3 separate regions of the Homo sapiens genome follow, and regions 1 and 3 are each linked to region 2. A link is a loop called in an ENCODE intact Hi-C map of the cell type or tissue named here. Cell type or tissue: Caco-2. All regions are shown on one strand. Region 1 overlaps YEATS2 (YEATS domain containing 2). Region 2 overlaps MCF2L2 (MCF.2 cell line derived transforming sequence-like 2). Region 3 overlaps ATP11B (ATPase phospholipid transporting 11B (putative)).

Evidence for each region. A loop is a pair of places that touch in the nucleus more often than their neighbours do. Peaks named below come from ENCODE experiments on the same cell type or tissue, not always from the same donor. Only the 100,000 strongest peaks of a DNase experiment are listed, where the experiment ranks them.
Region 1: it touches region 2 in a loop (7-fold over the local background); 20 of 110 quality-filtered maps call a loop at or near these places.
Region 3: a loop joins it to region 2, with 8 times the contacts of the local background. A loop is called at or near these places in 21 of 110 quality-filtered maps.

The regions. Positions count from the first base shown.
Region 1 is chr3:183,763,918-183,771,917 of GRCh38, reverse strand. The region is part of intron 15 of YEATS2 (YEATS domain containing 2); the gene reads right to left. Among named protein-coding and RNA genes, the nearest start is that of YEATS2-AS1, 43 kb to the left of the region's middle. In Caco-2, a CTCF peak has its summit at 4,701 (motif pointing right); DNase peaks (open chromatin) are centred at 4,717 and 6,267.
Region 2 is chr3:183,381,818-183,389,817 of GRCh38, reverse strand. MCF2L2 (MCF.2 cell line derived transforming sequence-like 2) reads left to right here. Exons shown (of 30, transcript NM_015078.4): 2 at 39-122. Among named protein-coding and RNA genes, the nearest start is that of MCF2L2, 43 kb to the left of the region's middle. In Caco-2, CTCF peaks have their summits at 3,644 (motif pointing right) and 7,254 (motif pointing right); DNase peaks (open chromatin) are centred at 3,637 and 7,257.
Region 3 is chr3:182,906,047-182,914,046 of GRCh38, reverse strand. ATP11B (ATPase phospholipid transporting 11B (putative)) reads right to left here. Exons shown (of 30, transcript NM_014616.3): 29 at 53-186. Among named protein-coding and RNA genes, the nearest start is that of DCUN1D1, 70 kb to the left of the region's middle. RefSeq lists a silencer at 1-5. In Caco-2, CTCF peaks have their summits at 4,368 and 4,569; no DNase peak of the experiment used is centred here.

The sequences.
Region 1 (8,000 bases), 380 kb before region 2:
CAATCTCTACTAAAAATACAAAAATTAGCTGGGCATGGTGGCACACACCTGTAGTCCCAGCTACTCTGGAGGCTGAGGTAGGAGAATCCCCTGAACCTAGGATGTGGAGGTTGCAGTGAGCCAAGATCATGCCACTGCACTCCAGCCTGGGTGACAGAGTGAGACTCTGTCTAAAAAAAAAAAAAAAAAAAAAAAAAAATTAGCCAGTACAGTGGCACACATCTGTAGTCCCAGCTATTCAGGAGGCTGAGGCAGGGGAGGATCCCTTGAGCCTAGGAGTTCAAGGCTGCACTGAGCCGTGATCACACCACTGCCCTCCAGCCTGGGTGACAGAGCAAGACCCTAAGAAAAGAAAAAAAAAAAAAAAAAAAAAAGGCAAGAATAATATTTAACTATTAAAAAAAAAAAAGACCCCAGTACCCAAATAATGAAAATTAGAAGTATCTAGTTCCAAAAGTAAAATGAATTCTTTTAAGAAAATACTCAGGAGTGTTTTTAAAACAAAGTCAACAGTAGGATGTTAAATTAAACACTGAATGAATGGCAAACTGGAGCAGTGTTTCCCACTCCCAGCACCTTATTTCATAAAAAGAACTTCTCACCAGAAACTAGATGAACAGACTTCCACAAGGTTGGAAGAAATGCAAATGATCTACCTTCTTAAGGCAAAAAAGACAAAATAGGAAGTGCTGTTCACCCATCAGATTGGGGGAAAAAGAGTTTAAAACCAAGAAGTTACTAGAGGCTGTGGGGAAAATAGGAATTTGTGCTCACTGTTGGTAGGAAGATAAATTTGGACAGCCATTCCAGAGAGGCACTGGCCCATCTGCTAAAACTGAAAATTCACATACCCCCGTATAGTAGGAATTGTTTTTAGGAATATATCCTAGAGAAACATACATGCGTTCAAGGGAACATATACAACAATGCCCAACATAGCATTATTTTTACCAAAAACTGTTAGCAACCTTAATGTCTGCAGCATGCAACAACATTCTTAACGTCTACAGATAGAGGAATGGACAAACTGTGGCATAAAACAGACAACGAAAGGTCATACTAAAAATAAATGAACTAGAATTATATATATTAGTGATATATTAGTGTAAACAGACTGGAAAAATAAGAAAGCGAAAAGGGAGTTGCAGAAAAATGTAAGTAGGAATATCTTTTACGTAAACCTTCAAAACACAAACAACATCACGTTTCCTATGACTATGTATTCATGTAATAAGCGCATGGAGTGGAAGGCTACACATCAAAGCCATGACAGTGCTTGTTGCCTCTGGGAAGAACAAAGTGGACTTCAACTTTATCAGAAATGTTTTATTTGGAGAAAAAAGATCTGAAGTAAACATGAATAAGTAAATTTGGGGTGGAGGATATGGGGGTATTGATTACTTAATTCTCTACATATGTTACTGGAATTTTAGAGTATTTCTAAATTTTAAAATAAGATTATTTAGAAGGTAGAATGAAATGATAAAGCATATTCAACTGATAAGTAGGAAATTTTTGTTTTTTTGTTTTTTGTTTTTTTTTGAGACGGAGTCTCGCTCTGTCACCCAGGAAGTGGCGCAATCTCGGCTCACTGCAACCTCCGCCTCACGGGTTCATGCCATTCTCCTGCCTCAGTCTCCCGAGTAGCTGGGACTACAGGCGCCACCACGCCCAGCTAATTTTTTGTATTTTTAGTAGAAACGGGGTTTCACCGTGTTAGCCAGGACGGTCTTGATCTCCTGACCTCGTGATCCGCCCGCCTCGGCCTCCCAAAGTGCTGGGATTACAGGTGTGAGCCACCGCACCCGGCCAGAAGTTTTAAATTAAAATATTACTATACCATACACGGTTTCTGTTCAAAGACTGTGAGTTCAGTAAAATACATTTACCATGCAGTTGGATAATATAGCTGATATAAAGAAAACAGTCCCTTGGCTGGGTATGGTGGCTCGCGCCTGTAATCCCAGCACTTTAGGAGGCTGAGGCGGGCGGATCACAAGGTCAAGAGATTGAGACTGTCCTGGCCAACATGGTGAAACCTCATCTCTACTAAAATTACAAGGAATGAGCTGGGCGTGGTGGTGGGCACCCCAGCTACTCGGGAGGCTGAGGCAGCAGAATCGCTTGAACCTGGGAGTCGGAGGTTGCAGTGAGCTGAGATCGTGCCACTGCACTCTAGCCTGGCGACAGAGCAAGACTCTGTCTAAACAATAAATAAATAAAATGAAAACAGTCCCTTAATCAAATATTATAAACTATAGCGTCACAAAGAGGAAACAGTGCAGGTTTCGGTAAGCAGACAGATCTGGTTTTCCAGGTTAGTTATTTTTAGTTAGTAGCTAGGTAAGTTATTTAACCTCTCTTGAGTTTTACCATCAATCCCCTCATCTATAAAATATGGGTAACATTTACCCTCCGAATCATGAAGCAAAATGAGAAAAAGTATATAGGATGCCTAGCTAACATGACAGCTGTTGCTGCTCATCACAACACTTCAACTGAAGAATAATAATCCACAAGGGGATGTGGAGACCAGCAAAGGACAGCCAAAGGACAGACATTTGTGGCTGTCTTCCGCATTCGGCCAAGGCAGAGACCTTGATCTTAACCTCTGGATTCAGCAGGTGAAACAAATTAATCTTGAGTGAATTATACAACATGGGGATCCGCCTGCTACTTTAAAATATTCCAGGGAGATAAATTAAGATGAGTAAAATGCTGGTAATTGTTAAAACTGGGTAATAGGCATGTGGGATTCATCACACTCTTCTCCCTACTTTTCTGTATGTTTAAGGAGAGAAGAAAAGAAGAAACAGAATAAAAGAACCAATTTTAAAAAGCAAGTTAACCTAGAATGAAGACAAGAAATCACCCCCGGCTCTCCTGGTTTGGTTGAAATACCCCTTATTACCCACATCTACATCTCTGTTTTGTTGTTGTTTTTTGAGACGGAGTTTTGCTCTTGTTGCCCAGGCTGGAGTGCGGTGGCACGATCTCAGCTCACCGCAACCTCCGCCTCCTGGGTTCAAGCAATTCTCCTGCCTTTGCCTCCTGAGTAGCTGGGATTATGGGCACACGCCACCACACCTGGCTAATTTTGTATTTTTAGTAGAGACGGGGTTTCTCCATGCTGGTCAGGCTGATCTTGAACTCCCGACCTCAGGCGATCTACCTGTCTCGGCCTCCCAAAGTGCTGAGATTACAGGCACCTGGCCTTCATCTGTGTTCTAACTGCATGAACTTCATTCTGCAGGGGACCTGTAGAGTTTCTGTAGCCACAGAGCAGGGCAGGGTCATCCTCCCAGTGATGTGGAAATACGGAAACCCTTCTTACTGATCAAGAACTTTTCTGTATATTTATGAAAGAAAAAAAAAACCCTTCTTAATGTAGCAAAACTTTTTGGGAGTGTGGCAGAAACTGCTAGTTGAACCCCAATATCTATTATTTCCTTCTCCTCTCATAGTAACAGAGCCCCCAGTTTTCAGCTGGGGCAATGGCCACATGGAATCACAACTCTATTTCCCAGCCCTCCCAGACCTAGGCGTGGCCATTTGCTTTCTGGCTAACGGGATGTGTGCAGAAGTGAGAGCGACTTTCGGGCTCTGTCTGCCCTCAGCTCTCCCTCCCCCTGCTCCCTTCCTCTTGGCAAGAAGCGTGAACGTGGAGGTATGAGATGAAGTGTTTTCTTAGTCCACAAGCCGAAAGCCAAATTTTGAGAATGTCAGAGCAAAAAAAGGAAAGCCAGGGATCTAGATTCTCGATGACTGTATGAGAAATAAACTTACTTAAAGTTCTGGTGTTCAGATTTCTCTGTTGCAGTAGTTGAACTTTTCTCTTAACTAAGATAGCAGTCTTCAAACCTCCCAAACATATCAAATAACCTATTTCACAAGTTAAATTACACAGAATCTACTTTTATGTTCCTAAACAAAGAAAGCAAATAACTTAGGGAAAACAATACACACATTTTTAGACCTACTTCAATTTCTTTCCCCACATTACATGCACCTGACTTGCTTTTCCTTTCTTGTGCCAAGTGCTTCAGAGTTTTCAGGATATGACACGTAATTTCTCCAAGAACCCAGTAAAACCTGGTATCCTGCCGGGCGTGGTGGCTCATGCCTGTAATCCCAGCACTTTGGGAGGCCGAGGTGGGCGGATCATTAGAGGTCAGGAGTTTGAGACCAGCGTGATGAACATGGTAAAACCCCGTCTCTATTAAAAAATAAAAAAAATGGCCGGGCACAATGGCTCACACCTGTAATCCTAGCACTTCAGGAGGCCAAGGCGGGCAGATCACAAGGTCAGAAGTTTGAGACCAGTGTGGCCAACATAGTGAAACCCTGTCTCTACTAAAAATACAAAAAAATTAGCTAGGCATGGTGGTGGGTGCCTGTAATCCCAGCTACTTGGGAGGCTGAGTCAAGAGAATCACTTGAACCCAAGAGGCGGAGGTTGTAGTGAGCCGAGATGGCGCCACTGCTCTCCAGCCTGGGCGACAGTGCAAGACTCCAGCTCAAAAAAAAAAAATTAGCTGGGCGTGGTGGTGTGGGCCTGCGATCCCAGCTAAGGCTGAAGTAGGAGTATAGCTTGAGCCCAGGAGACAGAGGTTGCAGTGAGTCAAGACTGCACCACTGCACTCCAGCCTGGGCAACGGAGCTAGACGCTGTCTCAAAACAGAAACAAAAACCTGGTATCCCAAGTCAGCCACTGGAGGGCAGTCTTTACCAGCAGAGCTTACCCACCTTGTGCACACCGCCTGGGAGATGACTGTCACTACCTCCCTACCTTCCTTCTGGAAAACAGGAGAATGAGGAAATCTGCATTCTGTTGGGAAAAACTCTGCAGCTGATTATGGACACCACTAAGAAGGTGTAAGACCTCTTAAATAAGACTGTATTACCCAAAATTAGTTTGTTATTTTTTTAAAACAACATACTTTGGCCAGGCACAGTGGCTCATGCTTATAACCCCAACACTTTGGGAGGCTGAGGCAGGCAGACTGCTTGAGCCCAGGAGTTCAAGACCAGCCTGGGCAACATAGTGAAAACCAGTCTCTACAAAATACAGAAAACAAAACAAAACAAAAAACCTAATTGGGTGTGGTGGTATCACCTGTAGTCCTGGGAGACTGAGGTGGGATTGCTGGAGCCCAGGGAGGCTGAGACTACAGTGAGTTATGATCATAAAACAAAACAAAACAAAAAAACCCACAAGAGCAACAACCACCAAAAAACCACAACGTATTTCGGCCTAGAGCCTGAACTCACCTACTGACTTTCCTCATTCTCTTCCCATTCAATAATTCTCTCTCTGTTGCTAATTTCCTGCTAGCTTGAGAAAGCAGACACCCATTGTTTTGTATTTGTTATACACTTAACTTCGATTCATGCTTTGATTAAATGTTTCTATTTCTGCCCTCCCTGTTTCCTACACATACCTGTGGCAAGTCAGAATTTACTTCAGCAAACTGAAGGGGAAGAGTCTGTATCTGAGATTTTCCCTCCAGATATTAAAAAATATGGCTGTTTACAAGTTAAGTGCTCACTGATAACCATTACAATGGTACTTAGGCATGGATATGCCTGATACTCACATTAGTTACTATTTACTGAGCACTTGCTCTGTGCTAGGTAGGTCCTTCATATACAATCTCTAATTCTTCTACAACCCTGAAAGACCAGGGCTCAGAACCTGCACAGGTTACACCAGTAATGAGTGGCTGAGATCTGAGATTTGCAACAAGCTCTAACTGCAAAGCTCATGCTCCTTCTACTTTAACACACTGCTTCCTTCCCATATGGAACTACTTATTCCTCAGTTGTCCCTTTTCATGTCAAAGGCAGCACCTCTTCCCACTTTGAGGAAAAAGATCAGCTGTGTTTCTGTTGTCCCAAAGTTGTATGGAGGGTAAAACAGTGCCATTTTTTGCCACCCTCCTGTTTCCTGGCATATCTTTTTTTTTTTTTTTAGACAGAGTCTTGCTCTATCTCCCAGGCTGGAGTACAGTGGCGTCATCTCAGTTCACTGCAACCTTGACCTCCCAGGTTCAAACAATTCTCCTGCCTCAGCCTCCCAAGTAGCTGGGATTACAGGTGCACACCACCATGTCTGGCTAATTTTTGTATTTTTAGTAGAGACAGGGTTTCACCATGTTGGCCAGGCTGGTCTCGAACTCCTGACCTCAGGTGATCTGCCCACCTCAGCCTCCTAAAGTGCTGGAATTACAAGCATGAACCACACACCCAGCCTGTTCTCTGGCATAGTTTCTAGGAATGCACTTCAGCAATAACCAGGAACAGTCTGTACTCACAGACAGCTCCTTATCTCAACTGCTAATCATGGATTCCATTTCCTGGGTAAACAGTGGTATCATCTCACGCACTACTGCTTCTCTGCAGTTCCTTCACACTTTGCTGTGGTTTTTCTTTTCAGATGCCCTTAAACCATATTTAGGGCATTGTGGCACAGACCCACCTATCTCCTCCAACCTTACATTTACCATTAAGTAGGTGGCCATGTGACAAGTCAGTACAGTTGTTCAGCATCACTGGAGGAGTGGATTGGCAATATGCAAAGCGGCAAAAAATGGAAACGAACTTATCCAAGAGCTTCTAACATAAACAGCAATGCTAAGTTGATTCAAAGCAGAAATCAGTAAAGCCACATATCCCTATGTGAAGCAAAACAGATTTTGAGGTACATATACGACAAGCCTGAGTAGGAAGTTCAGATGACAATAACTGATTTACTAAGGGATTTTGGCAGAATTCTTACCCCTGAAGCCAGAACCACAGTGGGAGCACTAGTAAGCAGTTGGGGATGCCTGTCTTAGTCATTCTGGCTACGAATGCCTCAAAGTCAAATGAGATGCTGTAGCACCATGATTCCTAAATCTGCTGCCTAAGTAGATGAATCAGCAGAAACACTTATTAAAAACCCAGATTCCCAGGGATCTCAAGAAGAATCCGATGCAGTAAGTTTGAGATGGTGGCCTAGGTAGCTATCAGCAGATGATTCTTATAACCAGGTAAGTCTGAGAAAGTCGTTAATAAACTTAACAGATTTTAGAACCACCGATAACACCACGAATTTTATTTTATTTTTTTGAGATGGAGTTTTGCTCTTGTTGCCCAGGCTGGAGTGCAATAGCAAGATCTCGTCTCACTGCAACCTCTGCCTGCCGGGGTCAAGCGTTTCTCCTGCCTCAGCCTCCCGAGTAGCTGGGATTACAGGCGCCCGCCACCACGCCCAAATAATTTTTTGTATTTTTAGTATAGACGGGGTTTCACTATGTTGGCCTGATCTCGAACTCCTGACCTCAGGCGATCCACCCGCCTTGACCTCCCAAAGTGCTGGAATTATAGGCGTGAGCCACTGCGACAAGCTCTATGAATTTTTAAGTTGATCCTAATCTCTATCTGATAGCTAAAATCTTTTTCGATTTTGGGCTATTCTTAAAACAATTCATTCTCCTTAGATAGGTAGGCTGGGTTTCAAGCTGAAAAACATCTATATGATATCTTTTTTTTTTTTTTTTTTTTTTTTAAACAGAGTTTCACTCGTTGCCCAGGCTGGAGTGCAATGGTGCGATCTCAGCTCACTGCAACTTCCACCTCCTGTGTTCAAGCCATTCTCCTGCCTCAGCCTCCTGACTAGTTGAGATTACAGGAGCCCGACACCATGTCCACCTAATTCTTGTATTTTTGGTAGAGACAGTTTCACCAAGTTGACCAGGCTGGTCTTCAACATCTGACCTCAGGTGATAACGCACGCCTCAGCCTCTCAAAGTGCTGGGATTACGGGCGTGAGCCACCGTGCCCAGCCATTGTTTTTTGTTTTTTTGTTTTTGAGACAGTCTCCCTCTGTCACCCAGGCTGAAATGCAGTGGCACAGTCTTGGCTCACTGCAACCTCCGCCTCCTGGGTTCAAGTGATTCTCCTGCCTCAGCCTCCCAAGTAGCTGGGATTACAGGTGCATGCCACCCACCACGCTCGGT
Region 2 (8,000 bases):
CATGTTTAACTAACCCACTTTGTATTTCATTTGTGCAGATGAAATTATGCAGCAGGAAGTCAGACCCCTGATGGCGGTGGAGATAATAGAACAACTTCACAGACAATTTGCCATTCTTTCAGGTAAGGGGCACATTCATTTGCATTTCCAGATTTTGATGGGGGGGTCTTGATGGGAAGGTCCAGCCTCTTGAACCTTGAGGAATGTTATACTCAAATCTCACTCACCCCTTAGGCTTCACCCGGGACTAGAACAGGCTGAGGCCTATCCTGCCAGAAGAGGGTGGGATCTCATACATATTATTCCCTTTGCTGTTTGGTGCAATCTGATCTTTCCCAAAGGAGCACATTTCTTTGTGGTTGTAAATAACAGAGCTGAAAAGATTTTGAGGAAAGAAAAAGAGACAACTACTGACATCAGCTGCCACCATGATGTTCTTCCAATGTTCCTTTGGATGTTCTTCCAAGATTCAGCCTTACAAAGGTCTTAGTTCTAAGGGTTCCCGAGCGTTGCTGAGGTTGTTTGTTCTCTGGGAGAATTGTCTTTTACTCTTAGCTCATTTAAGGGATTTCCATCAAGCATTTGATTGGGAATGAAGAGAGGCTGTTCTGACTAAAAGTCTAGCATTTTTTGAGCCTAGACACAACCCTGAAAGGTTGTCATGACTTGAATACTGTTCTTTCTTATTCGCTCAGCCAAAGGTGACATGACTTTAATTACTAAAACTAGAAGTACATGCCAAACCCCAAATTATGGTTAGACCCAACTTAGGAGAATGAAGTGGTGACATTAGATATCCTTAGTATATAACATGGAGGGATAAAGTGGCAAGTTACTCTTTTCAACTTTTACATCTGTTCTGAAAAAAACAACAAAGCCATCTTAGTTACATCACAGAGAGAATATGTAGTTGGTGTGAATTTTATTCTACAACATGGGATATTAAAAAAAAAGTCACATCTCTTTCTTTTCTCCAAATCACATTTAATCTGCTCCAAGCTCCTCATCCCACTGATTTGAAGGAGATGCGAACTCAGTTATTATTGGGATATTTCTCCCCACCCCAGCATTGCCTCCTGGGTGACCACATCTTACACAATCCAGGACATTCTGGGGGAATTCTCTGGTCTTTCCGCCATATCAGTCACTGCGCACATAGTCACTGAAAGCTCCATAAATACAGGGTCCTCCTTTTTCTTCTTTCTGTCTGTATTGCCAATGCTTAGATCAGAGACTGGAACATAAAAGGTGCTCAGTACAAAAATATCCAAGTCCCTGTGGTCTATTCTGCGAGGCCGGTGGTCTCCCTGCTCCCCAGATGCCTAGTTAGGCACCATTGGCCCCTGTGGGAGGACCTAACCAGCCTCCTGAAGGCACAGTCTCATGGCTTCCCACTGTGAGTCTGGGCTTGCGCAAGACAAAAGGCAGAATGGGGTCTGTTCTCTGGGTTCCTGGAAACTGTTGCCCTACCACAGAAGGCCCCGAGACCACCATGCAGCTCAAGGTCTGGAATGGATGACAGGGTGGGCTGGGGTCAGGTAGATTCCTAGAGCCTTAGACTAAAGCTCTGAGGCCTCAATGCATGATTCTGGCTTATATAATTACACAATGGCTCATCTCAGGAATCAGTCTAGTGACAGATTAATTAATACATTTATGATCCAAATTTATCTCCTTTGAGTATTATTGAGGCCTTTCTTTCTGTTCTTATGACTTAGAGGCAATATAGAAAAAAACATGAACTGGTATCAGACAGCTCCAGATATGAATTTGGATTCTGTACTTACTAGCAGCATCACCTTGGGCAACTTACTTCTCTAAACCTCAGTTTCCTCATCTGTATGATGGGGTTATTGTAACTTCTTTTTTTTTTTTTTTTTTTTTTTGAGATGGAGTCTTGCTCTGTCATCCAGGCTGGCGTGCAATAGCACGATCTCAACTCACTGCAACCTCCACCTCCCAGGTTCGAGTGATTATCCTGCCTCAGCCTCCTGAGTAGCTGGGATTATAGGCACCCGCCATCATGCCCGGCTAATTTTTGTGTTTTTGTAGAGATGGGCTTTCACCATGTTGGCCAGGCTGGTCTCGAACTCCTGACCTCAGGTGATCCACCTGCCTCAGCCTCCTAAAGTGCTGGGATTACAGGCATGAGCCACCACACCCAGCCAGTAATTTTGAGGATTAAATGACATAATGTATGAAAAACACTTAGTATTGCAACTGCTGAATAAGTGTTTCTCTTTTTTTCTGATATCTTTTTATAGTTCTATAAAATGTTTATTTTGGGGTTCTATTACAAGTAAGATAATTTTTATAAGGAACCAATGTCATGCTCACAATAAATATGGTATACAATGCCACCATTGAGTCAGGAATAGAGATAATTGTCACTCCCTAACGTAGAACAGAGAACTGTGGAAACACACACTGGGCGCAGAAGACACTTCTGCTTTAGGAAGGTACTTTGACCATAATAAAGATAACCCTTCATTTCTGAGTTCCTTTTGTCATTTAAGTTTGTCTTCTTTTTTTCTTTGCTTTTTTTTTTTTTTTGAGACATGGTGTCGCTATGTTGCCCAGGCTGGGGTGCAGTGGCACCGTCTTGGCTCACTGCAGCCTTGACCTCCCAGGCTCAAGTGATCCTCCTACCTCAGCCTCCTGAGTTAACTGAGACTACAGGCAGGCATTGGCGCACACCATCATGCCCAAAATTTTTAAATTTTTTGTAGAGATGGGGTTTTGCCATGTTGCCCAGGCTGGTCTGGAACTCCTGGGCTCAAACAGTCTTTCCATCTCAGTCTTCCAAAGTGCTGGGATTACAGGCGTGAGCCAGAGTGTCTGGCCCAAATTTGCCTTTCTTATGAAGCAGAAGCATGGATTCGCTGTGATAGTAATTACAGCCTTGCAAGTCTGCAAGAATAGCGGCAGCCGTGGGTCTCTCTGAGTCAGCACTTTGTTTGGAATCAGAGGCCTGCTTTTCATCTTTAACCATCTCTCTTATTCTGGCAGAAACAGCAAGTGTCAGCAAGGAGGCTGTTGTGGGGGCCTGTATAGTTGTTGCTGTAAAACAGAAATCTCTCTAATTAGGTCTTTTCCCATGGCTGTGGTAGCCTAAGAGCTGCAGCCTCAGCCTCAACTCATAGCAGCTTCCTTTTCCTGATTCAGGCAAGTAAGGTAAAGATTTTCCCTACAAAATTTTCTACCAATTTCACTGATCTCTGGAAGGAGCCAGAGACCCTGTCAACCGGGAAGGCTGTGAAGGAGAGGATAGAGCCTTTCCCTCAATGCAGCCCTAGCTGCCTGGTCTGCTGAACTGTGCATGTGTTCCCACGGCTGGTAGAAGAGCAGAGGCTCATTACATGAAGCCTGACCCAGATTTGTGGCCCGATGGTTTGCGGCCTCTGGATGCGAAGCCTGTGAGCAGGGCCACCAGCGGGAATTGGATATTGACCAGGGCTGGGGCCTCTGGTAGCTCTGACGTTGGAAGACACCTGCATGTTCACAGTGAACTTGGGATATTTCTAAATTCAGGGCTTAGCTAGGAAACAAGAGAGTATAAGCAGGTTAGTGTGGTGGAAACACTCTGGGCTTTGGACCCAGACAATTCTGGGTTCACATTCCAACACAACCAGTAGGTGGCTCCAAACCCCAGTTTTTCATCTGTAAGAAGAAAAGTTTCACTCAGCATGGTATCTGACTACAAGGGAACTTAGCCTCTGAGACTTGTTGGTTTGTTTTTTAAATTGCATAACGAGGTCTGACGATAGAAACTCTTGGTATTGGATCAGTGGCTCAATGACATTAAGGCTGACATCTTTATGATTCTCTTGATGTTTTCTTCTTATTTGTCAACTCTTGATTCAAGGTGGCTGCTGCAATTCCAGACATTAGGTCAGTGTCCAAAGCAGGAAGAAGGAGAAGGAAAATGCTGGCTTCTTTGGTTCTGTTTGTAGAAACTCTTGGCTGCCTTCTGCTTATGTCTCATTCCAGAATTCTGTCACACAGCCATTCCCTGGCAGCAAGAGAATCTCAGAAGGCAAGCATTTAGCTTTCTAACTGCCACAGGAGACGGTGGTCAGGGAAAAGGGGACTGGGAGTGAATTAGCCATCAATCAACGTTTGCCACAGCTCCTTTCCTTTAATTATAAGGAATTGTCCTTTTATATTTATCTTGATGGTTGTTTCCCACTTGGAATTATTGTGAACTGAATCTCTCTCTTTCACTTTCTCTCCCTCTTTGCTCCCTTTCTCTGCCTGTCTCTTGTGGCAGCTTGAATCCTTTTGAAAATAATTGATGAAGAAATCAACTGCTCAATACTCTTAGGCTTGTAGAGTCCCCAGTTTCACCTCATACACACCAATGAAGCCCAGGTTTGGTGGAGGGTAGGGCTCCCAGGGGTGAGTGGGAGGCTCCTAACTGAAACAATGGAAAATGTCAAACCAAGGAAGAGATCGGAGCCCCAACTCCTAGCTTACATATGGAGCTAGTGACCTGAAACCTGGGAGGTGAGAACCAAGGGGCGACATCTAGAGCAGGACTGTTTAATAGAAATACAGTGTGGGCCACACATGTACTTTAAAATTTTATGGTAACCATATTAAAAAGGTTAAAATAAACAGATACAATGAATTTTAATTATATATTTTAAATTTACCCATATCTAAAATAATATTTCCACATGTACTCGATATTCAACATTTTTGGGATTTTACCTTTTTTATTCTAAGTCTTTGAAATCTAGTTTGTGTTTTATACTTACAGCATATCTCAATTTGGACTGGTTCCATTTCAAGTGCTTAATAATCACATGTGTCTAGTGGCTGTTGGATTCGGTAGTGCAGGTGAGAGGGAAGGTTCTCAGTCATGTTTGACTGAATATCTCCTTTTTATAACAAATGATTTGTATTGCCCTCTGCCATCCTAACATAAAATTTATAGATACTATATCTGCAAGGGTGGGCTCAACAACTACAACGAATATACTCCAAAGAGTATAGAGCTCCAACTGTAACCACCCTAGGGGTTCACCTTGCCTGCTGCCCAGACAGAACCAGGGGAATTACAATAGAGAAAGAGTAATTCATGCAGAGCCGGTTGTGTGGGATACTGGAGGTTTGTTATTACTCAAATCAGTCTCACCAAGCATTCAGGGAACAGAGTTTTTAAGGATAACTTGGTGGGTGGGGGGAAGCCAGTGAGCCAGGAGTGCTGATTGGCCAGAGATGAAATCACAGGGAGTCGGACCTGTCTTCTTGTGCTTAGTCAGTTCCTGGGCGGGGGGCCACAGATCAGGTAAACCCATTTATTGATCTGGATGGTGCCAGCTGATCCATCAAGTGCAGGGTTTGCAAAATATCTCAAGCACTGATCTTAGGAGCAGTTTAGGGAGGGTCAGGACCTTGCAGCCTCCAGCTGCATGACTCCTAAACCATCATTTCTAATCTTGTGGCTAATATTAGTCCTACAAAGGCAATCTAATCCCCAGGCAAGATGGAGGTCTGCTTTAGGAAAGGGCTGTTACCATGTTTGTTTAAACTAAACTAAATTTCTCCCAAAGTTAGTTCAGCCTACGCCCAGGAATGAACAAGGAGAGCTTGGATGTTAGAAGCAAGATGGAGTGGGTTAAGTTAGATCCCTTTCACTGTCTCAGTCATGATTTTGAAAAGGCGGTTTCAAAACACACATAACAGAAATTAAGTTCTTACTCTTTTACCAGTTCTGCATGTATGTTCCTGGTCAGCAGACAACTTTTCTCCATGTGGAGGTTCAGGAATGAAGGCTCCTTTGAGTTTCTGGTTCTTATTGTTGTTATGCGTGTCTGGGGAGCAGACAGGCTAAGAGAACATGGAAGGAGCATAGTGCTTCTTAAAATTCTCAGCTCAGAGATAGCATACAGCACATTCCATTGACTTGAACTTGTCACAGTCATTTGAACAAACTTAACAGCAAGGGAAGCTGGGAAATGTAGTGTAGCTATATGCCCAGGAAGGGAAAACTTAGGTGAACAGCCACACCTACCTATGCACATATTTTTAAAAATTAAAAAATAAAATATAAGGAACTGTAAAGGAGGAATCAAAGGAAACTAATTATAGTAAAGTAACATATCTTTCAATAGTATGTATTTCCACATGCATGTCTAGCTACATGAGAATAATGAAAGAGGTGCTTGCCCCTCAATTTGGAGTCACCAAAAATGTGATGGGTGCAAATGCTGGGATGTGGTGGGGTGATCAGATACCTGGAGTGACTTTATTAAGATTAAAAAAAAACCTCTTGGCCGGGCATGGTGGCTTACGCCTGTAATCAATCCCAGCACTTTGGGAGGCCGAGGTGGGCGGATCACCTGAGGTCGGGAGTTAAGAGACCAGCCTGACCAACACGGAGAAACCCCATCTCTACTAAAAATACAAAATTAGCCGGGTGTGGTGGTGCATACCTGTAATCTCAGCTACTTGGGAGGCTGAGGCAGGAGAATCGCTTGAACCCGAGAGGCGGAGGTTGTGGTGAGCCGAGATCGTGCCATTGCACTCCAGCCTGGGCAACAAGAGTGAAACTCCATCTCAAAAAATAAATAAATAAATAAATAAAATAAATAAATAAATATAAAAATTCTTTATGATTATTTGTAAAAACAGAGTCTAGGTTCAGAGCATTTTAAATGGATTTTTCACTTAAATTAAGCCTCTGGTAAGACATTTGGAAGTCACGTAGCATGTGGGGCAATTCTTTGTTTTATTATGGAGAATGGGTCATTTAGTATCCTAGGCCCTGAGATTTCCAAAGTGCTTACCAGGGAATGGTTCTGCCATTTCCCCAGTTAAAACCTTGTGTAGAGGAGAAAGGGAAAATAGATACTGGAAGGCAAAGAGCAGTAGGAAGATGCTTTGCAACCTTCCCCATCATTGGTCTTTGCCATCTTCCTGTAGGATTTCCTGTATTCTCAATTCACCTGTGCATGAAGCCTTCATGCCAGCTATCACCAGGGCCCTTTCAGCAATCACCTTATGTACCCCAAGCGCTTAATGTTTTCTGCACTAAAACTATTTGTCTTTCACTTAATGAAAAGGTACAAAATCATAGTAGGAGGAGTAAAGTTTATTTTAAGTTATCATTTTACTTAGTACCAAATAATTTGGGGTTGTTTGTATTCCTTGCATTCAAGGAATGCACTGGACTTTGGAATAATTATTCTTTCTTCCTATTGCATTACCGCGTTTCCTCAGAAGGTGGCACTAGATGCCATGTTGTAGGTTGCCCCACAGTTAAGTCCAGCTCTGTTTCCTTGATGCTTCTGCCTCTTAAGACTAATATTCAACAGTAGGTGGGTGTGCACAGTTAACCTTAGGGCCTCTCTGCTGTTCAGTATTGGTAGTAACCAAGGTAGAAGAAAACTTCACCTTTTTTCATTTAGGTGAGGATGGCTTTAATACAGTCAACTATAAAAAGGTAAAATTGGCCGGGTGTGGTGGCTCAACGCCTGTAATCCCAGCACTTAGGGAGGCCGAGGCAGACGGATCAGTTGAGGTCAGGAGTTCGAGACCAGCCTGGCCAACATGGTGAAACCCCGTCTCTACTAAAAATACAAAAATTAGCTGGGCGTGGTGGCATGTGCCTGTAATCCCAGCTACTCGGTAGGCTGAGGCACAATAATTGCTTGAACCTGGGAGGCGGAGGTTGCAGTGAGCGGAGATCACACCACTGCAGTCTAGCCTGGGTGACAGAGCGAGATTCCATCTAATAATAATAATAATAATAATAATAAAAGGTGAAATTAAATGGCATAATCACATTCTAGTGAATATTTTAGGGTATTTCAGTTCCTTGAAATGTTTTAGCCAGTCCCTCAGCAAATGTTGATTATGCAATTACTACAGTGTTATAATGCATCTTAATTTAGCTTTTCAAAGACGCAAATTCTCTGAATGCACATTTCTCTGAAACTTCCCATAGTTGTGAAACTGCAAAGAGGAAGAATATTATTAGATGAAAGCTGTTA
Region 3 (8,000 bases), 480 kb after region 2:
TTCCAGATAGGATACTCATCTGCAGCAAAGGCTACTTAGAGAGATTTCACACCTGCTGATGTGGGTTGGACTACATCTTCCTATAACTCGTTCCAGCATTCTTCCAACAGATGCACACGCTGCTTCTCCTTCCGGGAAACAGCACATGGAGTCCAAGCACTTGATACCTGCATTTGTTTCAGTAAGCTGCGGGAGGTGAAGCAGAAAACATCAGTTGTTTAAAGATATGGACTTCTGAAAAGCATTAGAACATTACAACAAGCACTTTCAAATCAAAGGTAACATATATAAACCTACATGTTTTTCTATAATATGGGAAACATATGAAAGGCTTTAATTTACTAGAGTATAACCATCCAAAATTATTTTAAAGCCTTGTATCCTAAATTAGAGGTCTAGTAAAATAATTATATAAATTAAGAAGCTGGATATTATGTAAATCTACTTTTAATGTTTCATTTTAATCATTTATTATGGTCAAAATGATTTCCATCAACCACTCAGGAATGTAATGAATTCCAATTCTGCATGGAGTTTTTCTTTAGGTGAAATGCTCCTGCAATTTCAATTAAAAATGTCTAGCCTGCAATTTCAATGAACAATGTCCAACAATTGAGATAAGTGGAGTATGAATTATCTTTAAGACTGGGAAATAACAATCAGGCAGGACCTCACCCCAATGTTCAGTAACAACAACAATGGCAGCAAACACTTTACGTATGCTTTACTATGTGCCAGGTTCTAAGCACTCTACATAGATCCACTCCATACTTATCTTTGAAAAAAGCATCATTTATCATAAATTGCTAAAAACTTTTAAGTGGCAATCATCCCATCATCAGCTCATCCTGCTTTGTAACAGTTAGCTGACAGTTTAATAAATTAAAATTTATTAAACAAGTGAATAAGTAGTACTATCAAGATTTGAAACTGAATTACTTTCTGAAAGTATGCAAGATTTATGTTGATTCAGGCATAAATAGCCCAGCAAGATAATTTTATTCCACACGACTAACAATTTTAACTGAGTAAAAATGAGGGGGAAAGATGGTATGACCACGTAGCTCGATGAATCCCAACCCTGGTTTTGTTTGTCAAAGATGCTCCGAAATTTTTCAAGGGCTGTTGTTTTAAAAAAAAAACACCTTATTTCAATTCACCTTCTTTTACATATATAACATCCTACGTAACACATCTTTTGAGGATAGAGAAGGAGAATAAATACAGGGCTGCACTTCCACGAAGGTTGGGAATCACCATGTGCTGGGTGCAGGCAACAGAGGATGTTTGTGGAGATGCTCACAATGAACAGAAGAGACGGACGTGATGGAACAGAAACCTGGCATTCTGAATGTAAACAACTGCTGATGTCCTGCAAGATCCATGCTCAGAAGATTCAACACCACACAGTGTGAAACAACATGGTTCTTATCTGGCAACTGCCTGATGACAGTGTCCTAGGATCAGCTAAGCACTGAGAAAGAGCCAAACTTGACTTGTTCTTTCGTTACAATACTCTTGGTTTAGAATTGTTTAGGGCACAGTTTCTTAAACTGTGTTTTGTAAGATATTTACAGACATTTCATGAAAAAAAAAAAGGGGGTCAGTGTTCAATTAAATTTGGGAAACACTAATTTAACAAAGTTCTAAACAGACTTTTAAAGTAGAGGACTGTGAAGTCAGGATACATGGTCATCTCCATGGGGGAAGCCTGAGATATCATAATTCTCCACTCATTTTCTTAGTGGGAGAAACCATACACCCCCACCCACCAACCAGCAAATATTAAGCAACACCAGGAGGATCATTCATATTCAGAGGAACAGTTTAGGAAATGCTGGTTTAGGTAACAGGATTTCATCAGTTTTCCAGTATTCTCTTTGGGTCCCTGGACTCCAGTTTTCCCAATCTCAAATTTACCCCTTGTAGCAACCCAGACTCCAGGGCTCCTACATGCTCAAAGGATAAAGCCCCACACCGCATGAAGCCTTGAAGGCCCTTTACAGCCTGACCCCAGGCTGCCTTTCCTGCTCTGCTTCCCAATGCTCTGGTGCAGTCTCCACTCCAGCCAACCAATGTTCCCTGCCTGTGGGCAACGTGTCGGGGCCTGCCATCAATCAGGGTCAGAATGCTGACCCCTACATCAGCGTTCAGCTTAAATCCTACCGTCTCCATTAACTTCCCTCACCTCTCCAACTATGAGTCATCTCTTTCTCTGATTCTATTTCACTGCTTATTTGTATCACTTAATTGGCACAAGCACTTAAACTTCTATTTATTGAGCAAGGTACTGTGCCACTTTCCACAGGGGATAGTAACCCTGTGCTCAATCCGGTGAGCTAAAGGTAAGGAAGAAGGTGGGAGAGAGGACAAGTCAGGAAGACATACCAACAGCAGTTACATTAGTGGAGTGCTCACCACGTATGCCCCAGTGACTATGTAAGATGCTTCTCATGGATTGTCTCACTGAAAACTTAAACAGCCCTTAGGAATAGGCATCATGATCATCCCCAGTTTACAGATGAGGAAACCGTTAAGAATTTGTTCAAGGTCACCCACTTAATCTGGGGCTTGAATCTTGGTTTCTTTGCTTGCAGAGCCCAAACCCCTTTACCATAGCACTTCCTGCCTTATGATTATAAGAGGCAGACTACTCAGAAAACAGGAGGGAAAGCTCAAACCCAGCTGCTGTTAGTGGTACTGGTGGGAGGGCATGAAGATTTGATGAAAAAGGTGGCATTTAAAATACATCTTAAAGGACTTAGCGGGGGGGGGCATTTCAATAGCAGGAGATGGGGGGGAAAAGATATTCCAGGCTGAAGGAGGAGAAAGAGTGGCTATGTGTGGGCAGCAGTGTGGTGTGTATTCCGCAGAAGCTTAGCCTAAGTGTAAGGGAGTGGTACTGTCCCCTTGCAAAAAGACCAGTTGTGACTCACAGTGTGGTCCATAGATCAATGCTGATCCATAAACACTATTACTGGCCCATGAAGAAATAAGCATTTCTAATCTGTGAGAATAAGAGCTTAGAAATTTTTACAGCAGTTGGACAAAGTATGTTTATAACTGTTAAATTCAATAATTTAAAAATTGGGGCTTATTTTATATATCTTTTAGATTTAATTTTCCTATAATTCATTTTTATTGTATTTGTAAAAGCACTGGCTCAAGATAAACTGGAAATTAAAACAAAACAAGAAAATAACAAACTGGTCCTTCACCACATTTACTTGGAGAGAACTAAACCAGAAACTCAAAAGAGCAAGGATCTTGTCTGACACTTTAGTTTAACAACATGTGCTTTGCTCAAAGCTGGTGCTCAATCAACTGGGAGAAATTCATCGAGATGACACCCAGAAGGTAGCCAGCGCTTGAGTATCCATATATGTGCAAGACACTGCCTTGGTCTGGATCTGACCCTGGTAATCATCTTGCTTTGCATTCATCACCTTTCACCTTATTTTTATTATTTTTAGAGACAGGGTCTTGCTCTGTCATCCAGGCTGGAGTGCAGTGGCACAATCGATCCTAGCTCACTGCAGTCTCAACCTCCTGGGCTCAAGCAATCCTTCCACCTCAGCCTCCTGGGTAGCTACTACAGGTGTGCGTCATCATGTCAGGCTAATTTTTAATTTTAGTAGAGACAGGGTCTTACTATACGGCCCAGGCTGGTCTCAAACTCCTGGCCTCCAGTGGTCCTCCCACCTCAGCCTCTCAAAGTGCCGGGATTACAGGTGTGAGCTACTGAGCCTGGCCATCCTTTGCTTTAAAACTGAAGGACAGTTATTAAAATATGGACATCCCAACAGAGAAGGTAAACATCTTGAAATGTCAAAAATTTTAAGAAATGACTTCTTCAGATCACTTTTTGAACTAAGTGTATATATATGTGAATATATAGTTTGTATGTATATGTTTCCTTTTTTCTCTAAAGAAAAAAAAGAACTCAGCTGCTTTTTTTTTTTTTTTTTTTTTTCTGGAGGCCGAGTCTCACTCTGTTGCCCAGGCTGGAGGCTGGAGTGCAGTGGTGTGATCTTGGTTCACTGCAACCTCCGCCTCCTGGGTTCAAGCAATTCTCATGACTCAGCCTCCTGAGTAGCTGGGACTACAGGCACACACCACCACGCCCAGCTAATTTTTTGCATTTTAGTAGAGATGAAGTTTCACCATGTTGCCCAGGCTGGTCTCAATCTTCTGAGCTCAGACAATCCGCCCACCTCAGCCTCCCAAAGTGCTAGGATTATAAGCATGAGCCACCGTGGCCAGCCTCAGCTGCTTTTAAAATGCTGAATGTTGGCTGTGTTTCTGTAAAGCTATCTATAGAAAATGCTATACTGTTCTCTAGCAAACCTCCAAGCTCTACTACTTTCCCATATATACATCTTTGATCTCAATATTCAGGAACTGGGAGCTCGGGCCAGAGTACCTGTATAGACATAGTTGCCAGTATAATTGGGTGAGGAGAATGGGAGTGGAGCATTTAGAGCCCATTTCATTCAAAGTAAGGAGAGGAAATCATTACATTTTTGGGGGAAATCATTACATGTTTTGGGAGACCACTTTTAAATAATAGAAAAGAAAAAAAAAGCATAGTAATGGGAGTGAGACCCCACCTAGTGGTACCAAGAGGTAACTTTTAATTTACTAGAAGTTGTGATTGGTAAGCCTCACTTTCCACCACACTTGCTCCCAGGAATGACCACATAATTTAGTGCTAGAAAGGCTGTCAAGCAAAACAACTATGTCTATTCAACATGACTATGCACAGATAATAAAAATGCTCATCTTCACAGAAATTGCCTTTTGAAATAAATTCTGGCTCACTGCTTTTATTTCCATTATTTTCATGTCAATGACAATAAACACTAAGACATTTCTTATTGCTTATACAAAATATTTTCCTGAAACCTTACAACCTTCCTTAAATCTTATAAATTTTAGAAAAATGTCTCACATTTCTAACATTTTTTAGTCACACCTATGACATTCTATCAAATCAAATAAAGGTTTTTGTTTTTTAAAGTTTAGATAATAACTGTCAAACAATTAACCATGCTAGGTCTTTTGCCCTTAAAGGTGTTCTATATACTGGATAATCAAAGTGAGCACCTTGCATGGCCTTCAAGGAGTTATTTGGAAAGAAGGCTTAAACTCTAATTTTAAAAACAAAAATGAAAAAAGAAGAGGTTTGTGTTTAAGGAAATGTTTTTCTTTTTAATGTAAAATCAAGTCATCAAATGTTACTGATTTTCAAATCTGATTAAGAATCATAAAATCTCTAAAACAAGTAATGAGCTTCATCTCATAATTCAGAACTGCAATGGAGATAGCCAGGTAGTGATGAAATCTGGGTAACTGGTATATCTTACTCAAGGCCTGTTTCTCCAAAACATTCTTCAAGCTCATATTCACTCTTCTAAACTCCCTTTCCTCTCTCCTTCCCTCTAAGTAAAATAAACAACTTAGAAAGATTGTTATAAAATACTTCCATACTGTCTTTTAGGGATTTCTTAAGAGAAGGAGATTTCTGTATGTATTACATACCTAAGAATATGGGCCAGGTGCGGTGGCTTACTTCTGTAATCCCAGACCTTTGGGAGGCAAGGAAGGTGAATCACTTGAGGCCAGGAGTTTGAGAACAGCCTGGCCAACAACGCGAAACCCTGTCTCTACTGAATATACAAAAATTAGCTGCGTGTGTAGTCCCAGCCCGTCTGTAGGCTGAGGCAGGAGAACTGCTTGAACCCAGGAGGTGGAGGTCGCATTGAGCCAAGATGGTGCTTCTGCACTCCAGCCTGGGCAGCAGAGTGAGACCCTATGTCTAGCTCAAAAAAAAAAAAAAAAAAAAAAAAAGAAAATAATAATATGAGAATTATATTGATTCGGTAAATTTATTTTAATAATCTGGCTTATTCTTAGTTTGAAAGAGGACTAAGGGCCTTTTGTTTTAATGTATTCTACTGGTTACATAAATAACAACATATGACTAGGAATTTGTAATTTAGGTGAGGAAGAAATTAATACCTGTGAAAAATGATAAAATCCCCAAATTTAATGCAGACGGTAAATTAATGTCACAGGCTGTAAGAGAGAATTCACTTATCATTCCTTGGCAAAAGTCACCATAATAAGGCTCCTGTTATTTAATGGGAACATTCTAAGAACCCAATTCTCAGCTGTACTGTACATTTAATGGACATATTAAAGCAAAGCAGTACCAGATCCACATCATATGAAATATCCACTAGAACTTAAATGTGTGGGGACCTTTTATTACAGAGGACACAATTTTATAGTTTTAGTCAGGTCTTAGGAGATTATCTGCTTTGTAGACTATCCAAGGCATAACATAAATCCTAGGCAGCAGCAAGCTCTTCACATGAGCTTTCTTTGGCGCTCAATCAGAGCCTATTAAAAAAGCCTAAACATCTTTCTATAGCAAGGCACAATGCAACAGAAATATACTGTAAATATAATCATATGAAGCATACCAAAACACACAAAAATTCAGGATTCTTTTGAATATCTTTTCAACTGATGATATTTAATAACAGAGTTGATTAATTTTTCATTTAGGGTAATCCACTAATCTAATTTAAAACTGTATCTTATAGAATAGTCCAGATTCTTCAAATTATTCTACCTGTTCCAGGGTCTGATTTATAGTGTGGTTAAAAGATTTACAATTTTCAAGTGGCTTTGTTACAAAGTTTCATCACTGCTTCTCCCATATGAGACAACAGCACTTTCTTGACTAGTAATTACAATAAATAAAATAGCAATTAGTCCAAATAATACAATTATTAGTGGCAGGAAATTTTATCCTCCATCATTACTACCAATCCAAATATTCTGCATATCCCTATTAGGTCTCGAAATGGTTGTCAGGGTTATTCCTCGAGAGAAGAGAAAATCAAGCTCTCATCAATTCTTCTTTCTTTCTTTTTTTTTTTTTTTGAGACGGAGTCTCACTCTGTCGCTCAGGCTGGAGTGCAGTGGTGCCATCTCAGCTCAATGCAAGCTCCGCCTCCCAGGTTTATGCCATTCTCCTGCCTCAGCCTCCCGAGTAGCTGGGACTGCAGGCATCCGCCACCACACCTAGTTAATTTTTGCTTTTGTATTTTTAGTAGAGACGGGGTTTCACCGTGTCAGCCAGGATGGTCTCGGTCTCCTGACCTCATGATCCACCCGCCTCAGCCTCCCAAAGTGCTGGGATTACAGGCGTGAGCCACCATGCCCGGCCTTCTTCTTCTTCTTCTTTTTTTTTTTTTTAAAACAGATACAACTATGAAAATTTATGAGCCAGGTGTGGGGGTTCACGCCTATATCCCAGCACTTTGGGAGGCTGAGGCAGGTAGATCGCTTGAGCCCAGGAGTTTGAGACCAGTGTGTGCAACACGGCGAGACCCAGTCTCCACAAAAAATACAAAAAACTACCTGGGCATGGTGGGATGCACCTGTAGTTCCAGCTACTGGGGGAGAGGGGTCGAGGGTGGGAGGACCGCTTGAGCCCGGGAGGTCGAGGCTGCAGTGAGCCATGATCGTGCCACTGCACTCTAGCCTGGGAGATGGAATGAGGCCCTGTCTCAAAGAAAAAATTTATGAAAAGAATGGAAAGTTTGTTGAATAGCAGCAGTCAGCAGAAAATTTCTCAGTACTAAGTCTAAGCACCCTACTCTTTGATCATTCAACTTAAGAGGTGACTTAGATAAGTAATTCAGTATCCAACTATATTAAGATGGGTAAATGATACACAACTACAACTTCAAGGGGGAAAATGATTTCAGAGATAACAGAAATAGCATGACATTTTCAAAAGGAGAAGTAAAAAGGAGTATTTTCTTGAATGTAAGACAATAGGTTGTGAGAATATCTTCACAGCTTAGAATGTGAGGTGAAGTCTGATTTATCTTTGGAACTCTAAAGAGAGATTGACAAAATTTTCAGGGATGGACATATGAAAAATGTAAAGACCACAAAAAAGGAAAACAACGAAACTAAAA